Regions from separate parts of the Homo sapiens genome. Here region 1 is linked to region 2. A link is an interaction called in ENCODE POLR2A ChIA-PET data of the cell type or tissue named here. Cell type or tissue: GM12878. All regions are shown on one strand. Links, peaks and the distances in the headings refer to the core of each region. The heading gives the core; the rest is flanking DNA. Region 1 overlaps SORL1 (sortilin related receptor 1). Region 2 has its middle 56 kb from the start of SC5D.

What was found. ChIA-PET counts read pairs that join two places held together with the same protein. Peaks named below come from ENCODE experiments on the same cell type or tissue, not always from the same donor. Only the 100,000 strongest peaks of a DNase experiment are listed, where the experiment ranks them.
Region 1: POLR2A ChIA-PET joins it to region 2 with 8 read pairs; 5 of 35 experiments call an interaction of 5 or more read pairs at or near these places.

The regions. Positions count from the first base shown.
Region 1 is chr11:121,480,671-121,485,057 of GRCh38, reverse strand. All of the region lies in intron 3 of SORL1 (sortilin related receptor 1), which reads right to left. Among named protein-coding and RNA genes, the nearest start is that of SORL1-AS1, 30 kb to the right of the region's middle. RefSeq lists an enhancer at 2,181-2,350. In GM12878, for the core only: no CTCF peak of the experiment used is centred there; DNase peaks (open chromatin) are centred at 2,437 and 2,982; H3K4me3 peaks cover 1,190 bases; H3K27ac peaks cover 1,983 bases.
Region 2 is chr11:121,347,064-121,351,450 of GRCh38, reverse strand. No RefSeq gene overlaps it. Among named protein-coding and RNA genes, the nearest start is that of SC5D, 56 kb to the right of the region's middle. In GM12878, for the core only: no CTCF peak of the experiment used is centred there; no DNase peak of the experiment used is centred there; H3K27me3 peaks cover 293 bases.

The DNA of each region.
Region 1 (4,387 bases), core at 238-4,237, 130 kb before region 2:
TGGGGCCGGGCGGGGTGGCTCATGCCTGTAATCCCACCACTTTGGGAGGCCAAGGTGGGCAGATCACTTCAGGTCAGGGGTTCGAGACCAGCCTGGCCAACATGGCAAAACCCCATCTCTACTAAAAATACAAAAAATTAGCTGGGCATGGTGGTGTGCACCTATAATTCCAGCTACTCAGGAGGCTGAGGTGCAAGAATCGCTTGAACCTGGGAGACAGAGGTTGCAATGAGCCGACATCACACCACTGCACTCCAGCCTGGGTGATGAAGTGAGACCCTGTCTCAAAAACAAAAGAAGAAGCATGGCATGACTTTCAAATCTACAGTCTAACCCTCAATTCTTACAGAGATTCCATTTTTGTTTACCTTCTCACCATCTCCACTTTTGATGGGCCAAGATATTTTACTATACGCAAAACTTGAGTTCTTCAAAACTTTCCCAACAAAACCCAATTCTCCCTCCCCACGTCCCAAGTCTCCTGCCTGCTATGCCTTCTCCCAGCCCCACTACTCACAAGCAGAGATGGGTTTTTACTCCAGTCCTTCCCTTTGGCCCTCACTCTCTATCAGCCACCAAACCTGTTTTGTTTTCCTTTAAAATCTTTCTCAAAATATGTGCCTTCCTTTTTCCTCTCAGTGCTATTGGCATGGCCCACGTCTTCACTAGAGACTAAACAAACTGGAGGCAGGCAATGGGTCTTCTTCATCCTCATGTCTTCCAGGGCCTAAATGAAATACTTAGAGGGTGATACCAGGTTTGATTGAGCAACTTCATGCCTACACTGCCACAATAGTTCCCTTTCTAGACTCTTCCCTAATCTTTCCCTGCTAAAAGGGAAAGTCAAGAATATTGCCAGAAGACACATTTCCCTAAAGGACACTATTCATTTACACCCCTACTCAAATATTCTTTCCTAGCTCTGTTCAGCCCTCAAAGCAGAAGACAATCTCCATCTTCAGACACGGGCCTGTTTGACATTGCACAGCAGCTCAATACAAGCTCTCCACCACCAAAAAGTGAATCTCCTCGCTGTCCTGCACAGAAACCACATTTTGGCACTTTGCAGTCTCTGCTGACGCCCTTCTCCTGCTTGAGGGCTCCTGACAGCTCTCCTCTACTTACTGGGGTCACATGTCCATCCTTGAAGCTCATATCAAATCCTAAGTACCCCATGAAGACTTGGCTTCTATGATCCAACCTCATTTGATTCCCCTAGCTCTATTATTTGTAGGTTACATTCATCACTTGAGCACATGGTACCTCATGCTGTGATACAAAGGGTCAGATATGTACATGTTAGGAAGACACAGTATTTCACCCTGGCTTTTAAGTCTCTGTGCTGCCTGGCTGTCAAGTTTACTGGAGGCCAAACCTACAGACTGACCAAGAGCTGACCTACAAGGTGCTTCCCAAACTATGCAATTTCAGGAGTGCCTTTGTGTACCCCAATCTCTCCAACCCTGTTTGCAGTAACTTAATATTCCAGAGGAGCTTCCTCCTTTGGTTAAAAGCTGTTTCCTCTGAAAATACAAATACCTCTGGAAAGAAAACAAACTAAGCTATAGAATGTATCCACAGTCTATTAGCATAAGTGACTTTCTCCAGTTTCAAGTGGAGAAACCAAGAGTACAATGAGAGGAGGAAGGGCAGAGAAGGCAATGAAGGAACATCCCTCTAGAAGGTGGGAATGAAATTTTACCTAGGACCAACCTCTGCCTGGAAAAAGGCAGGACTGGGTCTTGCTTCTGCTGAGGCTGAGGCTGTGAGGCCTAACTGTACATTCAGTGTCCTTTTTTAAAAAGCCCCAGATATGCAGTGGCGCTGGCCCGTAGTCACAGCTACTTGGAAGGCTGAGACAGAAGGAATACCTGAGCCCAGGAATTTGAGGTTACAGTGAGCTATGATTGTGCCCAGGATGTATGGCAGAGCAAGACCCCTGTCTCTATTTTTTAAAAATTATTAAGTAAGCAAATAACAGCGCCAAACATATTTCAATTCTGTCTGACCAATCTCAGGGGCCCCACAATGTTGGCAGAACTGCCATGTGGCCAGCACTGCACAATGGTTCAGGGCAGCACACAGGAGACCAAGAAGGAAGTGGGACTGCTGGCTAATGCAGAAATAGACCCAAAACTCACATGGGCCCACAAGCACCATCTCCATCACAAGGCAAAGCCTTCGGACTGGAACTGGATGCCGCGCTAGCACCTTCTCTCCCCTTCCACAGGCACTCATGCTCCTAGACATCCACGCTGCCCTTTCCTGACATCTTAACCTTTCCAAGCAGCTGCTAACATTCATTTCGACCATTTCAAATGCTCCTTGGCAGCTCGCATTTTCACCTGGGTGATTTGCCTAGGCAGAGCGCCCTGCTGTTGACAGCAAGGCATCCAGCCTTGTGTGATTTTTCTCAGGAAGTGGTAGGTCTGGTGGGGCAATTTGCCTTCCAGGGGACAAAGGCAAAAGTAACAGAAGCAATCAGCACTGTTAAGAGTCATCATTTCCTTCCTGAGAGTCTGGTGGGGTGGTGAGGAGCAGCCTTCTCTGGGGAATTAGAAACTATCTACAGAGAATGCTGCCCCCACCAACCCACTCAGCCTGTTCCAGGCCTGAGGCCCAACTGTCAACAAATTCTCCAAGAAGGCAGCCTTTTTTCTCCTGACTTCTCCAACCCCACCAACTCCAAAGAATATCCACCCATGAGAATCTAAGACACACCACTCGGAGGTACACAGCACTTGGGATGCAAACATGTCACCCCCATTCCACAGTGCAGCACCTAAACTCCCTTACTGGAATCACCCTCCAGTTTCCCCTTGCTCTTGCCCCAAACACCACGGCCCCTGCTCTGCTCCTTCTCCAGATCCAGTGCTTCCAAAGCCCCAGTCCTCTGCCTGCACTAACCCTCCTCCTTCAAGTCCAAAACATCATCTGTCCTGTCTTCTGACTCTTCAGACTTGTGGCCTTAGCAGTTGTTCACCACAACCCACAACAAGCAGAAAGGAAGTCAGAACCCACCTATAGGCATCTGTGTACTATGGAAGAAGCTGGGGAAGAAGAGATGGAGCCTGCCTATAGGTATCTGTGCACTAGGGGAGGAGCTCGGGAGGAGGAGATGAAGCCTGCCTATAGGTATCTGTGCACTAGGGGAGGAGCTGGGGAGGAGGAGATGAAGCCTGCCTATAGGTATCTGTGTACTAGGGGAGGAGCTGGGGAGGAGGAGATGAAGCCTGCCTATAGGTATCTGTGCACTAGGGGAGGAGCTGGGGAGGAGGAGATGGAGCCTGCCTATAGACATCTGTGCACTAGGGGAGGAGCTGGGGAGGAGGAGATGAAGCCTGCCTATAGGTATCTGTGCACTAGGGGAGGAGCTGGGGAGGAGGAGATGGAACCTGCCTATAGGTATCTGTGCACTAGGGGAGGAGCTGGGGAGATGAAGCCTGCCTATAGGTATCTGTGCACTAGGGGAGGAGCTGGGGAGGAGGAGATGAAGCCTGCCTATAGGTATCTGTGCACTAGGGAAGGAGCTGGGGAGGAGGAGATGAAGCCTGCCTATAGGTATCTGTGCACTAGGGGAGGAGCTGGGGAGGAGGAGATGAAGCCTGCCTATAGGTATCTGTGCACTAGGAGAGGAGCTGGGGAGGAGGAGATGGAGCCTGCCTATAGGTATCTGTGCACTATGGAAGAAGCTGGGGAGGAGGAGATGGAGCTTGCTTATAGGTATCTGTGCACTAGGGGAGGAGCTGGGGAGGAGGAGATGGAGCCTGCCTATAGGTATCTGTGCACTAGGGGAGGAGCTGGGGAGGAGGAGATGGAGCTTGCCTATAGGTATCTGTGCACTAGGAGAGGAGCTGGGGAGGAGGAGATGGAGCCTGCCTATAGGTATCTGTGCACTACGGAAGAAGCTGGGGAAGAAGAGATGGAGTCTGCCTACAGGTATCTGTGTACTAGGGGAGGAGCTGGGGAGGAGGAGATGAAGCCTGCCTATAGGTATCTGTGCACTAGGGGAGGAGCTGGGGAGGAGGAGATGAAGCCTGCCTATAGGTATCTGTGTACTAGGGGAGGAGCTGGGGAGGAGGAGATGGAGCTTGCCTATAGGTATCTGTGCACTAGGGGAGGAGCTGGGGAGGAGGAGATGAAGCCTGCCTATAGGTATCTGTGCACTACGGAAGAAGCTGGGGAAGAAGAGATGGAGCCTGCCTATAGGTATCTGTGCACTAGGGGAGGAGCTGGGGAGGAGGAGATGGAGCTTGCCTATAGGTATCTGTGCACTAGGGGAGGAGCTGGGGAGGAGGAGATGGAGCTTGCCTATAGGTATCTGTGCACTAGGGGAGGAGCTGGGGAGGAGGAGATGGAGCCTGCCTATAGGTATCTGTGCACTAGG
Region 2 (4,387 bases), core at 81-4,080:
AGGACTCACTCCATTAATTTTTCTTTTAATTTAGAAAAACCCTCCTTCTATTACCTATCCACCACGCCAACCCCTATTCTAGGATCATAAAACCCACCACAAAATTTGAGTCACTGAGTTTCTTGGAGTCTGACACAGTTGGAAGTGTGAAAGGCAGCCATCTGGCAGGCCAGAAAGCACGTGGTTTTGAAATATTTATTTCCGTGAAGCATTAGCTATGATTTTTAACCATGTGCTGGAAGTTCAGAGCAGAAGCAAAGCTTGGGGCTCTGGCCAGCCAACCAGGAATTGTTGCCTGAGCTTCTCCTCCTAGGAGAAAGTAGGTAACAGGGAGAAAGGGAAAAATTAATGCCTGCTTCCCTTCCCCCTGGGTAGGCCCTTTTGTGGCATTTTTGTAGGGATGTTGGTTGAGAGTAGAGTCTGCTGATGCCAAGATTAACAACCCAGGATACTCTTGGAGGCCCCGTGAGTGTTAAAAGTGTTTTACAGAGCTGGGTAATTAAGAGTGGAGGAGGAGAGTCCATCTTAATCAGCAGCATGAGTTTAAATTTTGAACTCCCTGGTAAAGTATCTGCAAGGGCCATTACCTTTCATTAATTACGCAATAAACAACTCTTCAGTGGAAAAAGACCACTGGCTACAGGAGGAAGCAGAGTTGGGGCAGTTCAGGTGCCCTCTGGGTGACAGTCACATCCTGGACCCAGGGAGACAAATCCTACCTGCTGCAGCTTCCTGCACAGAAGCTCAGCTCCTAGGGGACCAGCCCCTTTCCCAGGATGGGAAATGGATCCCCTCGTCCACATCCAATGGAGTCATTATGTGCTATTTCCCTATCTACAATTGTCAGAGAAAATGGGAGCAGCAAAGATGGAAAGAACAAAGACTTTTTTTGTTTTTGTTTTGTACATTTCCAGCTGAAGCAGTGAATATTGAATCACTTTTACATGAGAGATGTTCTTGGGACTTTTCCAGATTATTTCAAGAAGGCAGGCACTCTCTGAAAATGAGCATTCTGCTTTTGGGTTAATTTCTGAAGGCCATCTGTGATTGATTTACTAGAGTGCTAATAATATTTTGCTTTCCTCTGTTTTCTCTCCAAAGCATCCTAAACTTCTTCCCTAATCCTGTATACCCAGCTCAGCTGTAGAGAAGCCAAAGTCACAGACTGTAAGACTCCATGGTATTTACAGCTTTATGGGAAAGCTAACTTATGGGCTGGTGGTTTTCCTCCTAACCCTAATGTTAGGGGCCAGGGGGAGCACCTTCTATTAAAACAGAACTGTACCTGAGATCTGAGGATTTCTTTTATGGAATAATATCTTCTGTGCTACAGAAAATAAAGTCATAGAAAAAAATAGTGGTAGGGCTCCAGAGAAGCCAGTAAGAGGTGATATGTCAAACCTGGCTGTAACGCCCACAGCTGCTGATGAATATTGAGCCAGACACTGTGCTGGGCACTTGTCATGGATGATCTCATTCAATTCTTGACAGCTCCATGAGGAAGGTACTAACTAGTGTGACCACATCTCAGATGGGTAAACTGTGCTTTAGAAAGGTTAAGTAACTTGCCCAAGCCTTAATGTTAATGTGGGGTCAGGATTTGACCCCACATCATTCTATACAATAACTTGTGTTTCTTACACCCAACACTGTATTCTCTAGAATGAAGTGGGGAGGATGCATCTGGCAATTAACCCATCCTCTTTAGAAATTATCCTCTGAGTTCCAAGATCCATTTCCTACCTTTAACCCAACTCCTCCTTCTTCAACTCCAATTATAGGGCCCCACTCAGTGGTCTACATCAGTAGTCCCCAACCTTTTTAGCACTAGAGGCCAGTTTCATGGAAGACAGTTTTTCCACGGATGCGACGGGGGATGGTTTCAGGATGAAACTGCTCCACCTCAGATCATCAGGCAATAGTTAGATTCTCATAAGGAGCGTGCAACCTAGATTCCTCGCATGTGCAGTTCACCATAGGGTTCACGCTCCTATGAGAATCTAATGCTGCTGCTGATCTGACAAGAGGCGGGGCTCAGGTGGAAATGCTCGTTCATGCACCGCTCACTTCCTGCTGTGCAGCCCCGTTCCTAACAGGCCACAGATGCGTATTTGTCTATGGCCTGGGGGTTGGGACCCCTGGTCTACACGATCTTCACTCCCTTTGCACTATGGCTTATTGGTGTTAATAGCAGCCTATTTGCTTAAAGGACTGAGGGGTGTCCTGCCGGAGAACTTATCCTGAGGGAGAGAGCAGCGGGAGAGGAGCAATCCCAAGTCCAGGGTGGGGCCAGTCATTAGGATTTGTCCCTAAGTCCGTCTATGAATCCTATAGAGAACCAGAAAAGATCAATTATTTAATAGGTCTATTTTCATTCTTCTCTTGACATTACTATTGCACATGCGTGGCTCATTTCTAATAGAGAAACTTATTAGAGCATCATGGTCAAAGATACCTTTAGGTTTATTTGTCCAGCTAGCCCATTTTCCTTGACACTGCCATTTACAATTATGGAGGCGACTCTTGGCAGCTATGTGCCAGCCTTGTGCTGTGCCCACTCCTTCCTCACCCCACCTCACTACACCTACTGGTGCAGAGCTGAGCTCTCGGCTGAAGCTGGACCACAGTCCCTTCCTAGGAATTAGGAATTGGCACTGAGACAAGGTTAATGGCTGGACCTTAACATGTTAACATGGAAACCATTTCCACCAAGTAATTGATGCACCAAGAAAGCTGGTCTTCAGATAGAAAAAAATAAATCATTTACAGAGAGAGGAGCAGAGCCAAAGGTGGAGAACAAACACACCGGCTTTCCAGCTTCTGTTTCCAGTCCCCTTCTTCTGGCCTTTGGCTGTGGACACAATCTATTTTTTTTTAATAATTCCTTTTTTTCTTAAGCCAGCTTGAGATAGTTTCTAAACTTGCCACAGAGAATGCTAACCTTTCTCAGTTGTATGAGTTAGTACCCGATATAATCTGTTCATTGGAACCAGGTGTTAGGTTCATTTCCCCTCTAGATAAATTAATTTTGCTCAGTCCCGAAGCAAGAGTTTATCTTCTTATCTGTTTTCACAAGGTGGAGAAGAGGGTATGGATCAGCACCACTGGTAGATAAACAGCCTAAAAGCAAATGTACTTTTGATAGTGAGCATCTATTATCTTGGAATATGATTGACGGCACATTATCTAACCGTTTTTTCCCCCTCTTCGTGCAGCCTACCACCCTGAGGATGCTAGGTGAACAAATCTTGTAGACAAAAGCAGTTACTTTTCTTTACTTCCCTAGGAAGATGTAAGCCGGCAAGACTGAAAGTCTTTGCTGTTGTCACAAATCAAATAGATAAACTGGGAAGGCTGCAAGGATCTTAGCAGCTGGCCTTGGGAAAGGGGACGAGCAGAAGTGAGAGCCAGGCAGCTCTGGGGATAAATAAGCCAGCTGCAGGGTCAAAAGGACTAAAGTAAGCTGCAAAGTTTCATGACAGAGCAGGGCTGCAGTCTCCACCCTCCTTCCTTCACATCCCCTGGAGGGATAGCCGGGCAGGGATAAGGTGCCTGTATTCATTCCCTAGGGCCGCTGTAACTGAAGGACCACAAACTGAGTGGCTTAAAACAGCAGAAATGTATTGTCGTACCTTTCTGGAAGCGGGAAGTTCAAAGTCGAGGGGTTGGCAGAACCGTGCTCCCTCTGAAACCTGTGGGAGGATCCTTCCTTGTCTCTTCCAGCCTTTAGTAGCCTCCATAGCCTGCAGCTGCGTAACACCAATCTCTGCTGTGTCATCAGGTAACATTCTCCGTGTCTTCACGTGGTCTTCCATCTGTACAAGTTTGTGTCCAAATTTCCCTCCTCTTATCAGAACACCACTTTTATTGGATTAGGGGCCCACCCTACTACAATATGACTTCATCTTAACTAATTAGAATCTGTAATGACCCTATTTTCAAATAAGGTCACATTCCTGAGATTCTGAGAGTTAGGACTTGAACATATCTTCTTGAGGTAGGGGGCATCATTCAAACCATAACAGCCTCCACAGGAGTCTGGCAAATTTGAGCTTGACTTGAAGCAATGTAAATATCCCAAGGAGCCTGATGCAGTGGGTATATTCAGGGAGCTGATGAGACTAGTGGTCGGTCAATTGACCATAGTAACCATAGTAACTCAAATGAACCTAACACCTGGTTCCAATGAACAGATTATATCAGGTGCTAACTCACACAGCTGAGAAAAGTTAGCATTGTCTGTTGCAAGTTTAGAAACTATCTCAAGCTGGCTTAAGAAAAGTGACCACTAGTCAGAAGACAATTTTCATCAAGAGACAAGATTGCGAATTTATCCTAAAGGAGGAAATGACCAGGCATGTGACCCTGGGAAAAAATCTTGCTCAAA